5 separate regions of the Mus musculus genome follow, and all the other regions are linked to region 3. Evidence: chromatin loops called from intact Hi-C (ENCODE). Cell type or tissue: left cerebral cortex. All regions are shown on one strand.

Region 1 (5,000 bases), 1.6 Mb before region 3:
AGGCCGGGACAGAGTTCTGTGGGGTGTAAGAGCAGCAGATGGGAAATCCATCTTTGTGTCTTTGGTTCTTAACTGTCCCAAACAGTTTTAGGCCAGTTATCTGGAGGCAAAGGCAGGCATTTCTGGATCTTCCATGTTGAGTGGATCTAAGTGGCAATGCATAACTTGTCAAAGTCAACTGTGGAGATGGATCTTAGGTGTCACCTAAGTCCAACCTGGCCAGTGTGTCCTCAGATGACGGGACTAATCATGCTTTATCTGATGGAGCCTGTGATGGATATTCCCAGTTGTCAACTTGGCTATATCTGAAATGATCGACAATCCAGAAATGGAAGGCGTGCCTGTGATCCGGATCTTGAGACCGGAAGGCACAGGCTTTGATATGCATCTTGACGTGGGATGACACAAGCTTTTGATATGGATCTTGAGGCATAGTGCCCATGAAAAGCTTAGGCCACTATCCTCTTTAGACATCTTGAGTGCATAAGGGGGCAAAACCAGCTTAGCATGCATGTCTGTCAAAGATGACCCATGACTGCATTTCCCTATCACATGCTACACAGAGAACACTTCTGTACACATCTGCTGTCCTGTCTCTCTCTTCTCTAAAATCTCTCTTGTGAATGCTCTCTCTCTCTCTCTCTCTCTCTCTCTCTCTCTCTCTCTCTCTCTCTCTCTCTGGAACATCACGTCATATGCCTTTGATCATTCACATCACATTCAGCTCCTTGGACATTCACAGCACACACAAGCGTGCACATCAAAAGCTATCAATATTCTAGCCACGCATCCACATACCCTTGAATGTTCACATCACACCCAAAACCCACGATGCTTCTCCTACCACACACGATACAAACCTCTGAGATCGATCCGATACATCGGTACCTCTGATACAACTGTACCTACCACATTCGCCTGCATACATCGATTCCTGCATACCTTGAAACTGATTTGATAATACACGTGCACCTTCTTGAACATTCACATCACACATACACTCATGAATATTCACCTCACGCATCATCTCAGGTCCTTTGCCTCTTGCTCTCAGATCCTCTGTGTGTGTGTGTGTGTGTGTGTGTGTGTGTGTGTGTGTGTGTGTTTGGGGGGAATGTGTGTGATAACCCCTTTAAATACACATCTCATGCTTTCTTACTGACTGGATTCTAACTGGATTTGGCCAGTGAGGGAGAGGTACTGGCAGGAGGTTAAAGGGAAGGGAAGCTAAGGCTAAATATTCCTTCCCACTGCGTGCATACATCGCCTGCTCAGCATCTCTGTGGTCCACAGCCGGCAGCCCTCTTTGATTCACATTCCTGCAGCATGGCTTGCTCCTGGTAGCATTGTTTTCTTCTGCTGTCCCCAGCCCTCAGGGTGATGGCTTTACTCTTGCTCCTCTCCAAATTGCCTCTCCATACCCTGTTTGGTTTCCAGCTCTCTCAACACCATGGGAACTCATTCTCCATGTTGAAAAGTCTCTTTTGAACGACATGGCGTGGGCTACATTTTCCTAACTGCATCCTGACTGATGTTGAGCCAACGCCACGACGATAATGGATTTCACGGTGTCACTTAAACACGCATGTAATGTATTTGGGAGTAACCACCTCCTCATCTTCTTCTTCCATAGTCATCTCTTCAATTTTGGGGGCATCTTCAATTATTTTTTTTCTCTACAGTATACATATGAGAGAGCACCTGTGATAGTATTTTTTGAATCCAGCTTATTTTACTTAATGTCCATTTTCCCATAAATGACATGAGTTTGTTCTTTGTGGCTAGGTAGCACTCCATTGTGTATACATACTACACTCTCTGTGTTCATCTGTGGGTGAACCATTTTGGCTTTTGTGAATCGTTGGTGATCAACACCAGCACGCAGAAGTCTCTGACATGTGTCAGTTTTGATTCCTTTTCAGATAATCCTCAGGAGCAACACTCACAGGAGAGCAGTCTCATCCCTTGCCCGTAGCTCTCTAGGTGTGGTTGAATCTCTGTTGAACTAAATCCTAGTTCATACCATTCAGTATTTTGCTGAGTTCAGTGGCACCTTCTCCTCTGCTTCTCCAGGGCTTTACTGAGCTAAAGCTTCAGGAAGCATCTCTGCCTTCTCTAGGTGGATACAGAGAACAGTGCCCAGCCTCACGACAGACTCCATCTTCTTGGATAGAGTCCATTTGATGGACAGTGTCCTTGCAGAAACTTAAAGGGGCATTTTATAGGACCAGATTTTTGCATCATTTAGCTAGATATGATTTCAGAAGCCACGTGGGTCATCACTACCTGGCTCCTCAGGAAAGAATGGGAGCCATCTCTATCTCCCTAAAGATTTATGGTGTGAGAACTGACCACCGAAACTAAATTCACATTTCATGGACACACCCTTGGGCAAACCACACTTTGATTCTGGCTTTCTTGTTCTCAAAATTATGAGAGATTGTTGCCAGTCATTTATTACTGTTTTCAAAATGCCAAGGGAACTGTATAATCTTGAACAAGTTCTATGCCAGCATGTGGGCCTCGTTTTCTGCATTGGCAGTGTAAGAATGTTGGATTCACGTCCTGGTTGGGGCAGCTGCTGGTTCATGTGCGTCAGGGATTGGGTGAGTCTGTGCAGTACACATCGTATCCACAGGGAGGCGCCACACACAAACGTATATCCCTCCTAGGTACGCTTGGCCAAAAGCTGGGCTGTGGGTCAGAAAGCCCCACTGGCTCTTAGGCTTTCTAGCGTGTTATTACCGCCAGGTGGCCATCTGTCCACAACAACGAGTCAAGGCACGATGGCCACTGCAAACACGCAACTGTATTGCAAGGAAGAAGTCACCAACCAAATCGTTAATGCATTAGCTTAATGCATCAGAAGGAGCTGACAGGATTAAGCTGAGATCACTAAAAGGGTGAGGCAGCTCAGGAGAGGTAGAAAGAACTGGGGGAAAGGGCAAGGACACCAGCTTGCAGGCAGGTTGCCGGCCGCGTACTGGACTCGATGTTACATATTCACAGGTTGGTAGGTTCACCCTGTGTTCTGAGTTTCTCTGACACTCGTGAGATACCAGTTGAAGAAGCAACTCTAGCTGACAGATGAGGGAAGAGCTGGAGGGAGGTGGCTTGCTAGCTAGTCAGTGGCAGAGCTCCATCTTAAGACCAGTCCTCATGTGCCATGATGCCAGGTTCAAGCAGCACACCCAGGATCCTGGAAGCAGCTAGTTTTTACCCGAGCATGGAGTGGGTTCGGTGGAATCTATTCGTCACAGCTCCTGGCATATGACAGGGAAACAGTGCTGACCTTGGCTTCACATGTAGCAGAGAGTGAATCGAAGTGGACTCTTTGAGTCACCTGCTTCTATCCCTTGTTATATTTTGAGACAATAAGGCCCAGAGTTAGTCATTTTGCCAAGGATGGAGCCAAAAGCAAGAGAGTAGGAAATCTTCATCCCCACCTGGGCTTTTGCTCAGATGTCCTGTGGGCTCTGCTTGGTTGTAGTGTGGGATTCCCAGCATTGTTTGGGAGCCTACGGGCCTGCCCAATTGCCCTCAAATGCCAGCCTCCTAGGTGCCAGCCTTGCCCTGCCGCCAGCATCTCCTCCCCTGCTGGCCAAGCTCCTTGGCCTTTGTTAAGACCTGTTGGGCAAAGCAGGGATTACCCAGCATGCCAGGCATGTAGAGGCCAGAGAACCAGGCTCTTGGCTCTGCACAGCTTTCCCTGGGATTACAAGATAATGCATTTGAAGAAACATTAACTCATCCAAGTTTATGGATTATATGGAAACGAAATCGTAGTAATCTCCTCAGCCATCTGGTCCTTGATGCCACTTAGCCAGGACCTCCCAGAAGCGCCCCTCCCCCCAGGTCCCCACACAGGGCTGGGGACAGGGATGGCCATGTTCCTTATTCCTCAGGCCAGGGCAGCATTTTCCAAGGGTCTTGGAAGGGCCAGTACAGTTTGTGCCTTCAGTATCAGAGAGGTGGGCAGGGCAGCTATAGCAGGGCAGAGATGTGGAAAACCATTCATTACCAATAATGCTGCATATGGGCCGTCAACCTGTGTTTGTAATGAAAACCCGACTTTGCAGTTTAGAAAGCATCATTAGGCACATTTCTAGGGTTGGAGTGCTGGGAGGGGAATTTTTCTCCAGATGAGATGCTTGCATCTTCCATCTTTCTAAAGAATCCCGAGCAATGGAATCCCAGCCCTTCTCTGCCTCCAAACCAGGGGATGCAGGTTCTCTGCAGCCAGGACTTTGAATTATGCACTTGTGGCAGAGTGCAATCTCCTGAAGCTGTCTAAAGGGGAGGAAGCGGAACAGGGTGATGTACAGGGGCAAAGCACATGGATTTTGGCTCTAGCCCACCTAGTACGAATTCACTGTCACCGTATGACCCTTAGCAAGTCATCCTTACCTTCTGTGGTTGTTACGTGGAATGAGTGTGTTTATTTAAATTAAAAATTGTTTATTTATCTACGCGTACAGATGCAGCAGTGCGTGTGTGGAAATAAGAGGGCAACTTAGACTACGTGGGTTCCTGAGACTGAACAGAGGCTGTCAAGCTTGGAAGCAAGCACCTTTACCTGCTCAGCCATCTTGCCGGCCCAGATGTGCTTTTTTAAAAAAATCGTTCATTCATTCATTCATTCATTCATTCATTCATTTTGTAGTGCTGGGGGGTTGAACTCATAGACTCACGATGCTATGCAAACACTTTAGCACTGAGCCACACCTGTAGCCCTTAAGTGTCTGCATTTAAAGAAGAATCTTCTACCTGTTGCCAGGGCCCCATTCATTCTGTCTATGAGTGAGGTTGTAGTGGATCCCTCACACCCGTGGCGTGCTGGTAGGTAAGCATTTGGAGGTGGTGGATGGGTGGTAGGTGTCCTTGATATGGTACCTCATGCTGATTTCCTTGGTGTAAATACTCCCGTCAGGGTTAGCTTTGAGGTCCCACTCACTGCAGAGCTGAGAAGAGGGGCATGCTAGTAGCTGTAAAGAGTTGGT
Region 2 (5,000 bases), 1.5 Mb before region 3:
CTGGAAGCCAAGAAGCAAGAGGTGAGTAATGGGTAGCCTTGTGAAGTGCAGTTTGGACCTACAGCTTAGGAACGGACTTGGTTGTCCTGAGGATCCTGGGACCTGCGAAGAAACACAAAGAAGTCTAGGAAAGGATGTAAAAGGAGAAGCAGAGGAAAGGTGGATAAGAGAGAGCCACTGTAGACAGACAGGAGGAAAGGAGGAAGAATGCGTGCCTGCCGGCACCAAAGTTTCCAGACCTTCATTTGTTTTATTGTAGCCTTCTGCACATATCTAGTCAAGTAGCTGCATACCCCAACCTGGCTGGCATAGGGAATGGTGCCTGTTAGGTCCCCTTAAAGACAGGACATGGGAGGAAGTGCAGGATAAGAGCAAAGTCATGAGTTTAAGACCTACTGGAGCACATGGATGAGGGTCCCTGGGTCTCAGAAACATGAGTCCATGGGTAGACTGTAAGTGCACCCCATCAGACATCCCCTCTGTGTTCAGGATTACTGCTGTTTCCCTGATCCAGCAGGCAGAGTCACAAACCTCCCCTGGAAAGAGGCTGCAGAAAGTCTGTCAGTCCCAGAGAAGACTGGGAGCCTGTGCATCAGTTGGGGGGTTGGGGGGGGCTGGGGAAAAGGGAAGGTGGCTCTCGTTCCTGCGTGGCATTTGCTATTTCGGACTTACTGAAAGTCTGCTTCTCATGGATCTCTGCTCTGATGAGAGTGACAAGACTTCTCACAGCGATCTCTTTACTTAACCCCTTTTGCTGGGCCATCTGTTCACTACTCTGATGTATGCTTCTCCTCGGAGGAGCCATCAAATTATTCAGGCTCCTTCCCTGGTGCAGACGCTGCTCTCCTCCCAGCTGCCCCTACCCCACACAGCCGAAGCCAAACCACTTTCCCACATCCTGAGTGACACAGATACTGTGTGCGCGCGGGGGGAGGGGGGTGCCCGTGGGCGAGCAATCATGGTCCTTGAAAAAAAAACACTGGGGGTTCGGTTCGGTGCTCATCCTCACTGTGGAGTCCAGCTTATGCTTCAACTCCAACGCCTCCCCCAGACTGGCTTTCAAAAATACCCACTTCTGAGAGCTCTATGGTCCTTTCTGTGCACTCCCATCAGTGAGGACCTGCGACAATCACTTGCTCTCTCACAGAACACCCTGGGTCTTCTGGAACCTGGGGTGGGGGGCGTGGTGGCACCGAAAACTTTCTCCTTATTCATTTTCAAGTTCTTACAAATTTTGAAGCCTTCTTGGGCTTTTATATGCCCCTCCCTCCCCTCTGCGCCTCATGTCTCTCTCCTTGATGTGGTCAGTTCTCTGCAGCGGGGCCCAGGGCAGCAGCGCTGTTGCTGACAAAAGACTTTCCATATGCTCAGTCCAATATGGTAGTTGTCAGCCACTGCACCTACTGAGTTCTTGAAACCCGGCTTGTACTCTGGTGCTTGTATTTATATTTATGTTGAAGCCAGTCGTGGTAGACTTAAACTTAGCTTCAAAGCAGCGCCGGCCACTGAGACACCTGGGAGGGAATAAGCTAGAGGGGCGAGGTCTGCGGAAGGAGCCGAGCCCTGGGTGGGAGTTACAGATAGGCAGAGTGAAAGCTCAGAGATGCACTGATCCAGGCCCAGGCCTCTGGAAAGCCCCAGTCTCTCCTCATGGCCCAACCTCCCTGGCTCTGCTACCTGCATCTCAGGCAGAGGAAACTGCTTGGTGCTTAGCTGGTCCTTAACACCCTCCAGGGCAGGCATCAGGCTGTGAGAAGTTTTGAATAATGAATGCAGTCAAGAGGGGTGCTGGCTTTTTCCATTCACTAGCTGGAGCGCCTTCCCCAGTGGGTGGGTGAGGCACACAGTCATCACCCACCCCTAGAGCAATCTTCCCAGGGTGAGAACAGGCCCCCACCCCCGCCTTTCTTCCTTTGCCCACAGGAGGCTGAGAGCTGGCAGGAGGGGGGTGGGGTAGGGAGGCTGCAGAGCCCTGCCTTAGAATTCCAAGCAAGGAGCCACAGCTAAGGTTCTCTTCTCTTGTTTTCTAGCCACTGTTTATTGAGCTCATCTTCCAGGTACTGTGCTAAGTCACATAAGCGTATATTCTCCACTGGTCCTAGGAGGTGAAATCAGCCCTGGTTTCTGAGCCCAAGGCTCAGAAAAGCTAAGTGACTTGTTCCAAGCCAGCAGCTGATCTGTTTTGATCTCAATGTCCAAACTTTTATCAAAAGCACTGCCTTCTCCTTCTGGGTTAGCAGGCCAGATGGGTACCTTTTGGAATGCCTTTGGAGGAAGAAAAGGAGTATGGACCAGCAGGATTGTCAGCTTCTGCTAGTGCCCAGGAAACTGTCACTGAGTAGACATTCCTTAGCCAGTGACTCAAAACCGAAGGATGCTTAATCAAAGTTTAGTCTGACATATGGAGAACTGGCAGGAGATTAATTTAATATCACCTCATGTTGAAACCCTCACCCCCCTCCCGCCTCGTTCCTCCTCTCTTGGTCTCTTTCCAATCTGTTTTCATTGGCATCTTCAACTAGGAGCAGACAGAACCAAGAGAAGCACCAAGAAAGGCATTGCCTGACGCCAGCTGTGATCTCTGGGCAAAGGCCGGGCTCTCTGAGACCAGAGGAATGCAGGCAACTTCCCAGAAGCACCTGGGTACAGGGCTGGGAGCTGGTCTAGAATGAGGGTGGCGAGGGTGGTCTCAGTTGTTGGCCTGTAGTGGCGACATGTGACTGCTTCCTGGGACCTTGAGTACTTCTTTAGTAAGATTCTACATAAGCCTCCAGCATCCTCATCTCTCCACTGCAACTGGTTGTGACCATCAACCGCTGGTCCTTGCTTACTGTCTGCTCCCTCCCCCTCCTCGGCTATCTTCTTGCTCTCTCCTATGCTCTCTCAGACACAGGTTCTGGCTTGGATCTCACTGTTGTTGTTAGTTATGTGATTTCTTATTCCTACTGGGAGATTTCTTGTCCCTTTTGGAGTTTGCCTTCTGTCTGTAGGTGGAAAAAGGAAGATCCCGGAGCTAAGGAGCAGGCAACAGCCAGGCCTGACAAAAGGCCCTAAGGAGTCCTAGGGAAAGGTGGTAGCTTGGCCTCTGCTCTTCTTTTTGTGGCCGGTAGGTGGTGCTAGATGCTAGCCCAGGCCCAGCTGGGGCCTTGGAGGAGCTAACTGCTGTTCTGTCTTACAGGAAAGACTCTGCCAGACATGAAGAAGCTCTGACAGTAGGGACTCCGTAGCTGATTCAGGACACTGGAGGTGCTACGAGCATGCTGCTGTTTCTTGTCTCCAAGCTTTGCAGCTCTTAGAGTCTGGTCCCCCTTAAGGAACTGGAAATCAGGTGCAGAGTAGAACAACTGGGTAGCAGACGTTTGCCTGTAACCTTCCAAGGAGGAGTAAAGATTCTTTCCCTTGCAAGCTCAGAACAAACTTGACCTCACCCCATTTGGGGCAGCTAGGGAGGATAGACATACAGACAACTGTTTCTGGAGCTGCCCTCAGCAGCAGAGTGAATGGGGTCTTATTCTGTTATCAGGTTCTGAACCGTGTGTGCCTACTGAAGGTCTGGCGCACAGTGTGTGCTTCACTAAATGAACGAATGATGGAGGAGTTCAGATTTTCCTCCTGGATTTACCCTCTGGATATATTTAGGAATGCAGCCAGTTCCTCTGCAGAGAGATTTCAGGAGTGGCCTAATAGGAAGGGTGGACCTTGGAGGCCCACGTAGCTGTAGCTGTGACCTTCACATTTGTCTGGTGAGGAGATTTCTTTTTCTTCACTGCGTGAGCATCTACTGAATGTCCAGCAAGTATTTGGTACATCTTTCTAAACTCCAAAATCTCCTGTCTACAAATATGCCCCCATCAGACCAAAATAAATAAATAAATAAAGGTCTGGTGTCTTTACACCAGATATTGGGGATATTGGCTTAGCTCCCTAGGCATGCAGAGCTTGGGGAAAAAGGGTGGACTTTTGGAGTTGGCCAGTCAGAAAACGGAAAGATGGGTCTGTCTGGTAGGCCCTGGGGTATTGGGTCTCGGTGCACATAGCCAGTGTAGACAGAAGGGAACGTTATCTAAGTAGGCACATGAGCAAGCATTGAAATGGCTTTGCTGGTTGTTTTTTTTTTTTTTTTTTCTGGGCTGAGACTCAAACTCGGCCAAGTGCTTGGTTTTACTGAGGGCTTGATGGAGGCAGGTCAGTCAGAATTGTGGCTAAGACAAGTGCTTGGTTTTACTGATGACTTGAAGGAGGCAGGTCACTCAGAACTGTGGCTAAGGGAAATGGGAAAGGGGCAGATACTTCGTGTGATCCTTAAACACCCAGTGTCAAAGTGAATGAGTGAGGCGTGGGGTAGCTGGGGGTAAAAGCAACGGCCTGTCAGAAAACTGACTGTAGGAGGCAGGGGAGGCTTCATAGCTGCCCATGCAGGGGACCCCCTGTGCTTTAACCACCACAAAGAGAAATGAGTGAAGGAAGAGCTCAGAGTGAGAGCTGAGCTCTGGGCAGCTCTGGTCACCCACTCTTAGGATGTTCTAGGGAACTCCTTCGGGATTTATTTAATAACAGCTCGTATTGAAGCCTTTGCCTTGCTCCTTCTCTGTCTGCTTGCTTCCAGTCTTTATTGCTATCTCCCACCTCCAGAGCCATCTATTAAATGGCACGATGTGCTGGAAACAAACTCCAAGCAGGACTGGGAGATTCACAATCAGCTCACTAGAGAAGCCATTGAAGAAACCGAGCCCATCACCCTGGAGAAAACAAGACCTGGAGTGGAGTGATTCCATCCATGTTGGGATGAGCACCGAGCAGACACCATGTGGTCGGAGAAGGTGAGCTCCCCAGAGACCAGCAAGTCCAGAATGGAGAGAGAGGACAGGTTGGAAGTTACACATCTCTCTTCAAGTCTCACAGACCAAGAGCCAGTGGGTTGTGCCATCCTTCTGTATGCTGGAGCTTCCTCAGGACCACTTAGCTGTAAATTCAAGCAGCTGTAAAGGTCACTGGCCTTA
Region 3 (5,000 bases):
GGGTTGGGAAATAACATGGGAAAACAGGCATCTTTGTCCCTAAACAACATTCTTTACAATATTATTGGTCTCTGGGGGGAAATGGAGACAGTAAGTATACATACTATAGATACTAAGTTGGTCTCTTTAGCAACCACTCAACATGCATTGGTGGGTAGTGCCACTGTTGGTGTATCATCTTAATATGGGATAACCAGAGTGACTTGATCCCAAAAGTCTCTGGGAGTTGATAAGATCTAACCCACAAATGGATTGATGATAAGGATTTCTGCCAATGTCTTATCATTTCTAAAGTATTATAAAGTTGATCTCTAATGTTTTAGAAACAAAGTATTCAAACTTCCTCTACCTGCTTAGGATTCCTTGAAGGTCTCACCTGTTTTCATCCAAATTAAACAATCTCATATTTTATCTACTTCAGATATCTTTAGAGCTTAGCTGTTTGGAGCTCAAGGAAACTAATTGGAGAGTTCAAAGGCTAGACATGAGACGATGTGAGATTACCCACCCCAAATAAGACACAATCTAGAAGTAAATATTAGACATTGTATTTTCATGTTACATAGGATGTTTCAGAGGCTCTTGATTCCCCAGCCACACTGGGAGACTTTCTTCCTTTCCTTTCTGCTAGTGTACACCTCCAAATATTTAATGTACATTATTGTCTGATTCACAGAAGGTTTCTTTGGCCTAGTCATGCTCACATTTGCATATACCTAAATGTATACAATGGAATGGGGAAGGAGAGTCTCCTCCAGGTCTGAATCTACAGCTTTGGAAACTGAGACCTGGATGAACTTAATAGGGCTTATAGAGAGAATTGGTCCAGTTTCCCCTGTGGTTGTTAAATGTCTGCTGCTTCTTCGCATACCACATGAAAGTGCAGACTGGTTTGAGTATGAAACAGACCCAACAGCTATGAGCTCCCTTTCCTGAAACCTCTTGCACACGTCCTGCCCCAAACAGTCAGATCTGAAAGTCGTTTTGGATTAAAATGCGGTGTGTGCTTCAGAAAGGCAAAGAGGAAGCTGGGCCCCAAATGCTGAGAGACGAGGTCGAGGAGGGCAGCTGGCCTGGGTCCAGGATGCGGCCAGAGACAGGGGAAGGACTGTGTAAGAGCTCTTTCTTTGAACAACCAACAAAAAGACAGCTAGAAGGAAGGGGCCAACTATGCCACAGAAAGGAAATGGACCAGAGAGAGAGGGAGCGAGCGGCCACGCCTCTGCTCAGCCCTCTTCCTCCTTCCCCCAGGGTGGCATCAAACACATCACTAACTATGATTTGAATTCTAAGAGTCCAGCCACCTAACCAGCCAATCAACAGAGATGAAAATGAATTTGATTCTTCTCTATCCTGTTCACAAGTTTGCTGACTCAAGTCCGCGCTCTGTTCTTTCTTTCTGTTTATGTTGTCACTTGGTTTCATTATTTATTTTTAGCCCCAATTTCGGAAGCTCTTATTCTGCTGGGTATTGGCAAGGTGTCAAGGGCATCACTCTCAGCTCTGAAAGGATCATTGTCCAGCTCTGGACTCCATCCTCTCCAGACAGAGAAGCAGTGTGAGTTGCCTCATGCTGCCTCTTCACTGGCCCAGCCAGTCTGCAGTCTCTGAGTAGCGGTCTCTGCAGGGCATCCAATGCCATGCTTGTGAATGGTAGAAATGTTAGTGATGTTTGCTTTCATCTGATCTAGGTCCTCGGTTTTCAATGGGGAAACTGAGACCTAGAGAAACGAAAGTCCATCCATGAAGTAGCATGCCAATATCATGACATCTTGGCTTTCAAAACTCCCCGTTGAACAACGCTACTTACTTAGTTTCGCCGAAATGCCTGCCCCATTTTGAGTCTGGCTATCATTGTTTTTTCTGGATTCCCAATTTCCTTGTGACCATGAAAAAAATAAATCAAACAAAATGGTAAGAACATCCGTGGGACTGCGTTTCATGGTGCCCACTTTCTCTTTGTCATTGCCTCTTTTCCCTTAAGAAACAGAACTTACTTTTTTTTTTCTTTCTAATTTTTGTTTCCAGTGAGCCAGGAGCACTGAGCTAGTGTGTCTTGCCTGTTAGGACAGGCTGCAGTCGCAATGAAAGGACATGCTTCAGTTCCCAGGACGATGGTCTCTTTGACTGGGAATATACCGACCACTATTACAAGTATGCGAGAGTAAACAAGGCTAGAGTCAATCTCAACTTGTTTTACACTCTGTTTTATTAAAGTCAATGCGTTTCCGTTTCTATGTGCTGAGCCTCAGCTGGCTTAATTATACATACCCAGGCGAATTCTAATGGGGACAGAGGACAGCCAGTGATTGGAAAGCAAGGCCCTTTTCTGACCTCTACAGGCCATGGAGAGAAAAAGAAACAAGGCTGCTTCTGGAAATTAGAGATTAGGAAAGAGGATGCTTTTTTTTTATTATTTTATTTTTTTCTGGATGCTTCTTTACTGCTGTAAGTACCAGACACATGTGTGTCCTACTTTTGTACAGCGTGTCTATCTGTGTTTAATAGGTTACTGCAGCAACCAGGAAGAGGTCAGTTTTCAGGAGGTTTTTGCAATGGAAATTACGGTCTCCATCATTCAATACATATTTAAAGTAAGCCCAACACATGTTCACCACTGGTAACAAATAATCTATTTTTTTTTTCAGAAATTACAGTCTGATGGGAGGATGTAAGAGCTCACAGCAGCACCATGCAGATTTCGTCAGGACAATATGGGAATTTAGAAACTATAGGAGACTTCCTGGAGGAAAGGACATTGAAGCATATGGGGCTTGGGGTTTTGCTCAGAGAGAAAAACCAGAAACTTGCAAACTGACTGGGTCAGGAGGGGTTCCAGTGCTAGATTCCCCTTGCATAGGATAAAATGGGGCCACTGATGGAAATAGAAGGTACTTCCCATTCTAAATACCACCTGCTTATGCAGATACTCGAGCTAGGAAGGAAATTAAGTCAAGGGAGATGACGGAAGGGAGGAAATAGTTATAGATGTCACAAGGAGAGTACATAGTGGGCATAGTCACAGGAAAGCTGAGCACAGCCTTGACCACACATCCTGGTCCATCTCTTAAGCATCTGCTCTGAATATGGGCCATGGCAGGAAGATAGAGGTTCCCATTTGTAGGATCATTATTGTTTAAGAAATGGACGTAAAGAATTAAGTGAGGAGAGATAATGAGTAGCTAGACTTTGAACTTGGTGAGTTTGAACTTGAGATGGTTTACAAAGATACGTGGAATCCGTAGTTCATATTTGGATCAGGTCTTGAATAATCATTGTGTAGAACACACCATCCTGAAAACAAGGAGATGCTCTTAGGCTTTGGTGGGTTTTAAGGATCTTTGAGGAGAAGCACGACTCAGGATGTCTGTATAAACCCATTTTTTCACTCCCTGAATAACATTACACAGGACCTTACCTGCTTTGTGCCCTGACATCCTCACCTGACCATCAAAAGAGGGCTGCTAGGATGAGACATGGTAATGCTCACCAGGGTCCAGGTCGGCTGTAGATAGGGAGCAGCCATATTCAATCATTGTTGTGTTCCCACCAGTGTCCACCATTCCTGGTGATGTGGAAAGACCCAAAGTGGGAATCTCTTGACTCCTCTTGGACAAACTCCAACTCCCACCTTTACTAAAATTTCCCCTGTAAGGAGAGACTTTTGTTTGAAAGTAGAGGCTGCCTTTGCCTATATTCCCACAAGTTGGAAGTGACCAAGAGCAGGGTCTGAGACCAAGAGAAGGTTCCTCCTCTGCTGAAATTCTGTAATATCAGTCTCCTAAATCTGGAGTTCAGAGTTGGTCTTGGTGCTCTAACCCAGAAAGCGTGTGCCTTTAGCCTCCATGCCATGGAAGTTAGACACAGGATTGATAGGTTCTGCTTGTGCATTCCATACTGACCCAGAAATGAACTCACTGCTGAGTCTTACCTTACGCCAAGAGACCAGGATCACAACCAATCCCTCAGCCAGATTCTTCCAAAGAAGCATTGAGTTTATCACCGGGTCAGGGATAGTCTTCATACTTATCTGCCACCATGAAAGTCATTTTAACCCATCAATAACCCTAGGGATTATTAAAAGTTTCTCATGATCTAGAATTGTAGATTTCCCTCAGTCATTGGTCCTGAGACTTGAGTGTGGTCACTACATTCAGTGTGTGCTCTCTTCCAAGAGCAGAATTCATTTTGCTCTGTGACCAAGGAGGCCCAAAAGATACATACATTTGTAAATTGCCTTATATTAAGGACTGATCATCAAGGAAGCTTGTTTTTCATCCAAGTGTCTATCTCCAAATCTGTGTGTTACTCCAAATCATCACCTTTCCCTCTCCCCTTTCCCTCTCCCTCTCTCCCTCTTCCTCTCTTCCTCTCTTTCTCCCTTTCTCCCTTTCTCCCTCTCTCCATCTCTGTCTGTTTCTCTGTTTTTCTGTCTCTGTCTGCCTCTCTGTTTCTCTGCCTGTCTCTCTCTGTCTGTCTCTCTCTGCCTCTGTCTCTATCTGTTTCTGTCTGTCTCCTTCCTCCTTTCTCTCTCCCTTCTCTGTCTCCATCTCTGTTTCTTTGCATCTGCCTGTCTCTATCTATCTCTGTCTTCCTCCCTCTCTCCTCCCTCCCTCCCCTTGCTCTTTCCCCTGTGATATAGGGAATTCACATTTAATGCCATATTCATTGTGTCAAGTAAATATAACAGTTCCATAAAGCAGGGTAGAGTTAGGTACTGAAATACACTTTACAAAATTTCCCTTTACAGTGCACAATTTTCCTGAACAACATTTTGCTATCAAGAATGCATTGGACATCAAAAAACCCCAACTGTAACACAAACAAAAGGGGACATCTGTTAGGCAGACAACAGCAGGCTCCAGGCCTGGTGAATTATTGTTGCCCAAAAAGCTCTCATGCTGAGTATCAGCTACTGGCTGTGTGTCTTTCCAAGGCTGGAGCCTTTGGTGGGCTCTGGGTGAGAGGTATCAGCAGGGCAAAGCAAATCCATCACTCTA
Region 4 (5,000 bases), 1.4 Mb before region 3:
TCATTTCAGATTGAAGACTATTGGAGGAGCATGGTGGCTTGGAACAAGGTGGGAGGCTTTGGGTAACACTGAATTTCCTGTCCCTGAGGATGTTCAAGCAGGGGAGGTCTGGGAACAGGAGTATTCTGCTGAGAAAATTCCTGTTACCAAGTGGGGTGGCTCTGGGTGAGGGAGGTGGTCTGTTTCACCCAACACGGGCTGTGGGTCTGGCTTTCAGGGTAGCTAAAACAGGGTGCAGCCTCACCCAGATGTCAGTGGAAGGACCAAGAAAACCATCAAGGAATCTTCTTCAACTGACAGGAGTAAGAGATAAGGACACCCCCCTCCCCATCAACAGGTAGCTTCAACCCCCCAGTAGGTGTTTGTCTAACATCTTAGAACTTGAGTTGGGGTCCTGAACTGGGGTGTCCTGTGCTTAAATTTTCCTGCTTTGTGGGGCTTACTTTGATGCTCAACTTGTCCACCTTCACAGATTCATTTTCGGCATCCAGATTTGGCTGAAGTTCTCTCCTTGGCCTCCGACTTTATGAATAGCATTGCATGTTCTCAGTCTCTTGCATGGGCACCTCTTCTTCTAGCACATGACGAGGTCTGTCTCTTCCAGCACAGCTCTTCGGAACAACAAGTTCTTGGGAGCCCAGGCCTCCCACCGTCCCCTCAGGTGTTCCTCAGAACTGCCATTCGGGACCATTGCTCCTTTCTCAGCTCCCACTGAGAAACTGGGTCCTAAATCGGCTCAGGCTAGAAAGCTGTGCAGCATAGCTTCTCGGTTCAGACTGATATTGTAGGAGTAAGGCATAGTGGGTGGAGTAAGGTGTAGGAGTAAGGCAATATTTAGGGTCTGGCCTCCATCCCAGAAATATGGCCACTGGCTCAGAAGTGTGGAGCCATTGGAAATGGGGATGTGGCAAGGTGAAAAGGGTGATCATTGTGTGTGTGTGGGATAACGGGGGAGTCTTAGAAAGCACTGGTTGTGGGGTCAGCACACTATGTTTTTTTTGCTTCCTGAATTTCTACTCCCTTCCTAGGTACAGGGACTTTGAGCTGCTTTGAATCCTTCCTCAGAAGTTATGGGCATTCATAGTCTGGAGCGGATTTCTTTAAGAAAGAGACATGTGCTTGATTTCTGTAGATAAATGGGGAGCAGAAGGAGCTCCGTGCCCTGTTAGGCAGCCCTGTCTGACCTATACGGTTGGAGATTTCCTTGGAACCTTTGGAAGCCCTTGGCATCTTCTTTAAGCCCTTGCATCTGCCTTGCTGGGAAAGCTTTCTAAGTTTTACATTTTGTACAGGGAAACAAACAAACAAACGTTGTTCCTTCTTGTCCCTTCTTGGTCAGCAGGGGGTTGGAGGGTTGGTGTGCACTCTCCAGCTTCCTCATTTAGGAAACTCCATCTGGCAGCTGAGAAGATGGGGACAGATTATCCTGATTGTCTGGATGCTGAGATGAGTCATATGTCCAGGACACAGAGGCCACATACTGGGAATTCAGGATGATATGACAAGTCCTTCTTCCCTGTCAACCAGGACATTCTCAGCAAGATGACAGCATGGTTTGAATGCCCTGGGTACCTGTTGACTGAGAGGAGAGTGTCTGTCCCAGGGACTCTGTCCTAGCCCCTTACCCATTTCTGGCTTACTTTGACTGCTTTTCTGTGGCCTGTAGGCGTTTCACTGATAGTGGAAGTTTAAAGATCTCCTCTCTCTCTCTCTTTCTGTGTGTGTGTTCATGTTTATGCACATGTATGTGGGTGTATGTGGAGTCCAGAAGTTGATGTCTGGTGTTTTCCTTGCCCTATTTTTTGAGACAGGGTCTCTCACCGAATCTTGCTGGCCAGCTAATACCTAACACCAGAGATCTTCTTGTCTCTACCCCCAGCAGTGCACACTGCTAAATAAATCCATTTTTTAAAAACATGGGTGCCGAGTCTTCATGCTTGTGTGATCAATACTTTATTGATGACAGCCATCTTGCCAGCCCCAAAGTTCTGTTTTTGCAGGCACCCAAGACACTCATTTATTCTAACTGGATGCTTCTGGGAACCTACATGGAATCCCTGTTCCTTTCTAATGAGTCCCTTCATCCAAGGCTTGTGGAGAACCAGAGATGATTCGAGCTGTAGGGGCTCTGAAGCTGCCCCCACCCCATGCCTGTCAATCACCTAGGGGAACTTCTTAAAATGTTTGGTTTGGGAAGTCTCTGATGAGGTCCAAGGAGTTGTATTATCTATTACAAGCTGGCAGGGACTGTGGATGTCATCAGTTAAAGGAGAGCAAAGACCTGGTTCCATGTGGTCATTTCATGGATTTGAAAGCTGAGGCCCAGAGTGTAAGTCTATTTGTTCATGGTCATAAGTAGAACTCTGCTCTTTCCACTTGCATTAAAAAAAAAGAGCCTTCTTCATTTTTAAGCTTTACTTTCTAAGTGGGCTCAGAGCTCCTAGCACCTTACCTTCATCCTATCCACGGTCAAGAATGAAAGACCTTTTGTCCAATCAGAGTCCCTTGCTTCACAGCCTGAATTTTCACTCTCTGAAGAGGTTTCCAAAGTTTTGCTTTGAAACCCGACTTATGGATAGCATCCTTTCTTTGCAGGCAGTAATAAAAATCGTCCTTGTCCTTAAAAATGGGCGGGGCACCCTTTAAGACACAACTATGCTTTCTCCTTGTTGGAGCTCTACTAAATCCCCTCAGGCAGTCAGCTATTCTGTCTCCCTGGGGTAGTCTGGGAAATGCTTCCTATTTCTCCTCTGCTATCTCTCAAGAGAGGCCAAGTTCCAGTGTCCTGGCTACACCTTACTCTCCCTGCCTCTCAGAGAACCCTAAAGTCACTCAGGATGGCACTTGAAGTGTCAGGGAGATTCCCAATGGACAAGGACATCAGGGACTGGCCTGAAGCCAGTAGGTTCTGGTTTGAGAGTCTAAGGCTGTCTCCACTCTGTCCCCTCCTGCTGGCGGGAGGGCAAAATGCCATTCTGGGGACAAGGCCATCATGGCGACAGGGTGTAAAAGTCTCACTGGGGCAAAAGGAAGGCAGAGTGTAATGAGAAGTCGGGGAAAATGCCTTTTATAGGCATGCTCTTTTCTTTTCCTCCTTTCACCCAAGTTTACTCCCAGCAAAAAGTGTTACTGCAAGCCATCGGGTCTGTCTGTCGGTGGCACTAGGGGCAGGCTGGTGGCACCGCAATACCCCTTCCCCCCATCTTGCCTGCAAGTTGCATGACCTGCATTGGAATCCACAGGGGGGCGGGGGAGAATCCTTTCAGATCCTGGATGCTGTTGAATTCAATGTATTTTGCTTCCTTGCCTGCCCTCACCCAAGCTCGGGGAGGAGAGCGCTGCTTTCTTCTGCGTGTGAATGCTGTAGTGTGTCTGCCTGCTCGGATTCCCCTAACCCTTTCTTCTCCTTTCCCACAGCAAAATCTCAGGCTTTCTCAGGAAATAGCTCGCATTTGGCATATTTACATTTGCATTTTATTTTTAAAACAATCCTATCAAGGCAAAAAGCGGGGGCTATACTTCTCTCCCCATCAGGTCTAAACTTGCCTCGAAGGCTGCACCTGTTTTGAGCCCCTACCAGGAAGGGGTGTTTGTGGGGGAGGGAAAGAGGAGGTTCTGTGCCCCCCAAATCATCCGGAGAGAGCAGTCCGCCCACCCCCTCACCAGGCTGCCAGCTCGGCGCACCCGAGGGCTGAGCCCAAGAAGCTGGCCTCCGACGGTGCTGGCGTGGTGCTTGCCAAAAAATGCCCTTCGCATCTCAATTTCCTGGCCGCTTCTTTCGCATGAATCGCTCGCCCTGGGCCACCTCGGTTCTCCAGCGCAGTCCTGCAGGCGCTCCTTCCCTCTTTCTCTCCTTCTCTGGTCCCTGTTTGTCCAAGGCGGAACCCATAACGCACCGCCAAGAAGGAGCAATAGGCTCAGGGGCACTCAGTGTGCCATGCCACGCAGTCCCCTCCCAAGCTGAGCCCAGCTCCCGGGACTCTTGATTACCCAAATGAGTGTCATTCAGATCTAGGTCTGCACGTCTGCGGCCGGCGTCCCTGGCTGCCTCGCTCGGGTTCCTGTGCGCTCCTGATTCCCGTCACTGTCCGTGAGCCCGAGACCCTCACTCAGGCTGGGGAGCATCCCGGGTCACCTGGGCCACGCTCATTTCGCTTCCTCCTGCGGAGGAGATTGCAGCAAAACCGGGCAGCACGAGGGCCAAAAAGTGGAAGGGAGAACGCCTTTCGTGTTGCTCAGTCAGCTTGCCAACTCTCCCTCCCCAACGCCGACCCTCGGAATCCCAACTGCAACTTTTCCTTTCCGTCTCGTTTTCCCCTCGGCTGCAGCGAGCGGGCGCGGGCGTGGAGCGGGCGGGCAGCGGCGCGGCTGCGGGTGGCGGTACCGGCGAGAGCCGAGAGCCGGCGAGTGGGTGGGTGGGTGGGGAAGCAGGAGGGAGAGGACGGGCGGGGAGAGAGAGGGGTGTGGGGAGGGGAGGGAGGGGGAGATTCCGCTCTCCTGCCTCTCCCAGCCCGGGCGGGGGGCGGGGGGGGGGGAGGAGGCCGCGAGGAGGGAGGGGAGGAGGGAGGGAGGGAACCGAGGAAGACGCTCCGATAACCCGTGCGTTTCGTAAGGCTCGGAGCACTTGTACATTTCTGCAGGCGCGTAGCGAGCCATTCGCCGCGACTGCTGCAGCTCTGACTGCATCTTCCTTCTCCTCCTTCCTCCAGCTCCGCGCGTGTGTATGTGAGTGTGTGCGAGTGTGTTTTGCAGGTGTGTCCGTTTTAATTCTGCCTAGGAGGTGGGACTTGGTGACTTTAGCACCATCTTTTTTTCTTTTTTTATTATTATTTTTGCCTTCCCACCGTCTGTTGTTACAACCCTGCAAAGTCTCGGAGTCGGAGAGCGCGCCTCGTTTCCAGAGCTTCTGGACCCCGCAAGCCGGCGAGCGCCGAGCCGGCCACCATGCCCGGCAGACCGCGCCACTAGGCGCTCCCCGCGGCTCCCACCCGGTGGCGGCG
Region 5 (5,000 bases), 310 kb before region 3:
TACCTCTCTTTTTGTGTCTCTGTCTGTCTCTGTTATTTATTTCTTTCGAGTGTGCGCGTGCGCGTGTGCGCGTGCATGTGTGTGTGTGTTTAATGAGTGAATTAAAAGGAAAGAGAGGGGATCTAATACCCCTTTCCCTATAGCCAGTTACTAAGATTTATTTACATCCTTGTCAGCAATCCTCCTTGGATTCCTAAGAATGCTAGTTATTGATAATTCCAGATATGATGGCAGTCTTAGCCTGCCTTCTTTCCAACTCCAGCCAGGACTTCCTCCAGCGATCTCTCTCAGACGAGCCATTTGCTGACAGGGAGTGTTTGCATTCCTGTCAATTATACCTTATATTAGTTTGTGGGTTCCACTTGCATGTGTACTTCAGTGAGATGAGTTGCTCTAGAGCAGAGTAATTTTCTTGCAACTGTGATCCTTCAGAAGGGTATTTGCTGTCATACAGAATTTCCTCTTCCCCAATATCGGTGTTATTTCTACCTTTAGTAAGGGCCTCCTCAGATGTAGATTAGGACAAATATAGAATAACATACATGCCTAGAACCTTATCACTACCTTGCAGAATTTATGCTGTAACATATTTATTCAGCAACTTTCCCAGATCTCTTGGGATAGATCTGTAACAATGACTGCATCATCTCAGGAATGGAAGTTGGAATAAAGTAGACATGGAGCTACTATAGTCTATGGAACTTCAAAACCCATGTGCTAAAATACCAACTACAAATGCAATGATGTTAAGAGGTGGACCATTGGGCGGTAATGATGTGGATGGATCATCAGTGAGGTTAGTGCTCTTATACAAGCAGACATCAGAGAGCTAGCTGGCTTGCTTGAGTCTATGTGAAGGCACATCAAGGCTAAATAAAAGAGAGGTAGCATGAGAAGGAGAAGGAGACTTACTGGAACCCAGTCATGCTGGTGCCATGATGCTAGACTTTTAGTCTTCAGAACTATGAGGAATATGTATTTGTTACTGGCACTTAGGTTAATTTTGTTATACCAGCCTGGGCTAAGACAGCCTACTTGCATGTGGACACTGGCACTCTACGATGTGAATTTCTGGATGTGTTGTTCACATGCAGCCTTAAGTATTTAGCTTTTAGCTGGTGCCTAAGTTAAGAAATTAAATGTCATCAAATCATACACAGAAATTGCTTTCCTTTTAGTCACCTTTAATCCTTATGATTTTAACAAAGAGAAAGACTTGGTTTTATGGGGTCTTTAATAACCTTGGCAGTTGACTGACATTTCCTTTTAACAACAGAAAAAGTAATGTAGGAGTGTGTTGCCTTCAAGATCAGTACTATCTGTACAGAATTTAACAATAATGGCTTATGTTCACACTATTGACTTAGATGTTTCGGTGTGCAGAAGATAGATTTGGCTTTCCACTGATGTACTATTGTAGAAGCTAACAGTTCTTGAATGCTTATCTCACTCAAGGCACTGTTTATTTACCATGTTTTAGATAATCTCCATGGCAACCCTATTATCTGAGTGCTAATATTGTTCATTTTAAGAGGAATAAAATGAAACAAACAAAAGGAAAGTTACTCAAGATCACAAGGCTAAAAACTGGTAGGCACCAGATTTTAACCTTGAATAGGCACTTAGTAGTAATTCTGTCTGTGCCTTGGTATGGCATGATCTTCTTGGCTTAAGCACTGACTGGACTGTGGTGACAACAAATGAAGAAACTACAGACACACATACAGATAAGCTAGGATAGGGTGGGTAGTGTGCTCTGTAGAGACATACCATCAACACCAGAAGCTCAGAAAATTTATTTTGTATCTGTGAATTGAAGGAGAGGATTCATTTGACATGGCTGAACAATGAGAGCTATTTATTAAATATGACTGAACAAGGAGGCAGATTTGGCTAATCTCTGTATGTGGTCTCTAGAAGACCAGTTTCATGCTACAGCGATCTGAGAGGAGGAAGCTCTAGTGGCTAGTTTCTCTATACACTGGGCAATCCTGGTACTTGGAGCAGAAGAAGGCTTTGTCCTGTTTTTGAGCCACATCAGGGAAGGCTTTGCCATTTCCTTGGATCTGAGACATTTAGTTTCTGGCATGGCTGTTCTCATATCAACAATAAACATTCACTCAGGGTTTCCTCCACTCTTCATAGAGGGCTAGTAGCTAGATTTTTAAGTATTAAGACAAATAAAAGAATTGTACAATAGCATGGTTATAATAATGAACAGCACAAAGGTAGGACATTAGTGTGATTCAATGCTCAGAAAAGAGCCATCTAATAATAATTAGCAAGATCCCTTTTCTCCAGATAGTGAGAATCAAGACAAAGTGGTATTTAAGTATGTATTGGATGGACAGAGTCCCATCCTGTTGTTGCAAAGTATCACCAAATAGACAGCCATTCAGAGCTCTTTATGGAAAGCTGAAGTTTATAGATGCTTAAGAAAACTAGATTTGACTACAAATTATAATTGTCTACCAGCAATTTAAAGAATTTTATGAATTTGCAGCGGGGGTGGTGTGGGTATATATTCCTGTTGGTGCATGTACAGAGAGATCTATGCACACATGCATGTGGACACCAGAGGTCAGCCTTGGGTATGATTCTTGAGTTATGTGTCTTGGTTTTGAGTGTTTCATTATATTTATTTGTCTGTGCACATTGGTGCTCGCATGCAGGCACTATAAAAGATCATTTGTGGTGGTCAGAGGACAATGTGTATGTATATGAGTCAGCTTCTTCCATTATGTGGATCTCATGGAGCAATCTCAGACTATAAGGTTTAAGTCAAGTGATTTTTACCTGCTGAGCAATCTCACCGCCTCCACACTTCTCTTTGGGACAGAGTTTCTCTTTGCTTTTAGCTAGCCATGTAGGCTATGCTGTTTGGCTAGCCAATCACAGAGATTGCTGGAATTATAATAAAGCATCTCCATACATTTCTTTTGGATTCTCATGGATCCTGGCAGCGTTCATACTTACCAATTGAGATGTTTCCTGGGTAACTGAGTACTTCTTGATCTGTCTTAATTTTCAAATATGAGGCACATAAACTGCAGATTAGATTAGTTGTGATTGAATAAGGGGATATATATGGTATATAGTAGAGGGCTTGTCCTTTATGAGTTTCTGCAAAATGTCTGCTTCTTAGAACATTTGATTTTTTTTCTTATGTCAGATGGTGCAATTCTCTAAGAGATACTGGTATAGTTAGATTCACAGAGTCACAACTATCTAAGAATTAAAAATTTCAAATATATATATATATATATATATATATATATATATATATATATATATATACTATTCAATATTAAACTTCTAATAAAGTTCTAGATTATTTTCTACCCCCACTGCATTTCCTATAGTACACTCCAAATACATTTGTTTAGGAGATGTGAGTATTAGGGATTTTAAGGATATGCATGAAGTATAACCATTGCAGGACAGCAAGAGCAATATTCTCACCCACCATGTAAACATATAATATTACAAAGGCTCAAGACCACCAGGGAAAATGCCAAAACAAAACAAGACAGTATATATATATATATTTTTTTTTCTTCATTCTTATAATAAAGTCTATTCATAAGATTGGCCTGAGGCTCCTAGAACTGGGAATATGGAATGTGAAATAGCCATCTCCTGTAACCAGGCAAGACTTCCAATGAAGGAATGAAGATACCAACTCAACTTCAAAATCTTTGATGAAAAATTTATTCTGTATACAAGATGTGCATAGCAAAAGATGGAGCAGAAATTAAGCAAATTGCCAAGCAATGACTGAACAATGAGACTCATGCCTTGAGATGGAGCCCACGCCTGACACTATTAATGATATTCTCTTATACTTGCAGACAGGAACCTAGCATAACTGTACTCTGAGAGGCTTCACATAACTTCAGATGCAAACAGATACAGAGACACCACAGCTAAACATTAGACTGAGATTGGAGAATCTTGTGGAAGACGGGAAGGGAGGATTGACAGACCCAGAGGAGTAAAGAACTCTATAAGAAAACTTACAAGAAACAATGAACCTGAGCCCACAGAAGCTCACAGAGACTGATCCAACAACTCAAGAGTGTGCGTATGATGGAAGTAGGCTTCCTACATGTATGTAACAGATGTGCAGCTTGGTCTTCATGTGGGACCCTTAACAACTGAGCAAACAGGAGAGGATGTATCTGACTCCATTGCATGCCTTTGGACCCCTTTTCCCTAACTAGGCTGCCTTGTCTAAGCTCAATAGGAGAAGTGTCCCTAGTCCTATAGCAACTTGATATGCCATGGAAGCTTGATATCCATGGAAGGGCTCCCTTTCTCTGAGAAGAAAGGGTGTTGGCAGAGGTGGGATGACAGGGAGGGACTGGGGGTATAGGGCAGAGGGAAGCTGTGAACAGGATGTAAAGCAAATAAATACATTTTTAAAAGTTGGTCTATGGGAAAATAAGATGATATTTGATGTTTAAAGTGTGTTCTGTCAAGCCTGTTGGCCTGAGTTCAATCATTTGAAGCTAGATTATTGAAGGGAACAACTCATTCCTACAAATTGTCCCCAGACACTCCTTATCCCAGAAAAAAACATGGCACATGCATCCACCCACACACACCCACACAGACACAATAAATAAAAATAATAAAACTTTTAAATAAAAATCTGCTTTTTATCATTTCAAGTGAATGCTGAGCAATAAAATATTAGTATTTATTTGCTCAGAAAATAGAGGGTTTTTTCTTCCCCGGAACTTAGTTTTGTTACAAAGCAAAACCTCACTGTAATGAGTTGCCTCAGTGGGAATTGGATTGGGTTCTTATTATTCAATTCCTATTGCTATCCCTAATGTTTGTCAAAATGTAATATTTCCTGAATAGATAAATACTTTAATGATTGAATTCTGACTAAGTCAGTTTGCTTCTGGCAACCTCTTTCTCCACAAGGTACTCTGTTGGACTTTCCTAATTCCCCATAGGCATTCTATATGCTGACATAAATTTCTTCCACC

What was found. A loop is a pair of places that touch in the nucleus more often than their neighbours do. Peaks named below come from ENCODE experiments on the same cell type or tissue, not always from the same donor. Only the 100,000 strongest peaks of a DNase experiment are listed, where the experiment ranks them.
Region 1: a loop joins it to region 3, with 3 times the contacts of the local background. A loop is called at or near these places in 3 of 42 quality-filtered maps.
Region 2: it touches region 3 in a loop (2.7-fold over the local background); 5 of 42 quality-filtered maps call a loop at or near these places.
Region 4: it touches region 3 in a loop (5-fold over the local background); 5 of 42 quality-filtered maps call a loop at or near these places.
Region 5: it touches region 3 in a loop (4-fold over the local background); 3 of 42 quality-filtered maps call a loop at or near these places.

Annotation. Positions count from the first base shown.
Region 1 is chr7:78,764,149-78,769,148 of GRCm38, reverse strand. No RefSeq gene overlaps it. Among named protein-coding and RNA genes, the nearest start is that of Mrpl46, 16 kb to the left of the region's middle. In left cerebral cortex, a CTCF peak has its summit at 2,652 (motif pointing right); a DNase peak (open chromatin) is centred at 2,654; H3K4me3 peaks cover 237 bases.
Region 2 is chr7:78,594,219-78,599,218 of GRCm38, reverse strand. It overlaps E430016F16Rik (RIKEN cDNA E430016F16 gene), which reads left to right. Exons shown (of 11, transcript NR_015542.2): 9 at 4,633-4,820. Among named protein-coding and RNA genes, the nearest start is that of Ntrk3, 19 kb to the right of the region's middle. In left cerebral cortex, a CTCF peak has its summit at 3,111 (motif pointing right); DNase peaks (open chromatin) are centred at 1,854, 2,252, 2,466, 3,119 and 3 more places; H3K27ac peaks cover 2,543 bases.
Region 3 is chr7:77,129,356-77,134,355 of GRCm38, reverse strand. No RefSeq gene overlaps it. Among named protein-coding and RNA genes, the nearest start is that of Gm30774, 760 kb to the right of the region's middle. In left cerebral cortex, a CTCF peak has its summit at 2,337 (motif pointing left); DNase peaks (open chromatin) are centred at 1,116, 1,524 and 2,206; H3K4me3 peaks cover 860 bases; H3K27ac peaks cover 970 bases.
Region 4 is chr7:78,577,976-78,582,975 of GRCm38, reverse strand. E430016F16Rik (RIKEN cDNA E430016F16 gene) reads left to right here. Exons shown (of 11, transcript NR_015542.2): 11 at 218-1,910. It also overlaps a transcript of Ntrk3 not described here. Among named protein-coding and RNA genes, the nearest start is that of Ntrk3, 2.6 kb to the right of the region's middle. In left cerebral cortex, CTCF peaks have their summits at 2,954 and 4,959 (motif pointing right); DNase peaks (open chromatin) are centred at 3,648, 4,259, 4,717, 4,928 and 5 more places; H3K4me3 peaks cover 2,057 bases; H3K27ac peaks cover 2,134 bases.
Region 5 is chr7:77,439,398-77,444,397 of GRCm38, reverse strand. No RefSeq gene overlaps it. Among named protein-coding and RNA genes, the nearest start is that of Gm30774, 1.1 Mb to the right of the region's middle. In left cerebral cortex, a CTCF peak has its summit at 2,574 (motif pointing right); a DNase peak (open chromatin) is centred at 2,591.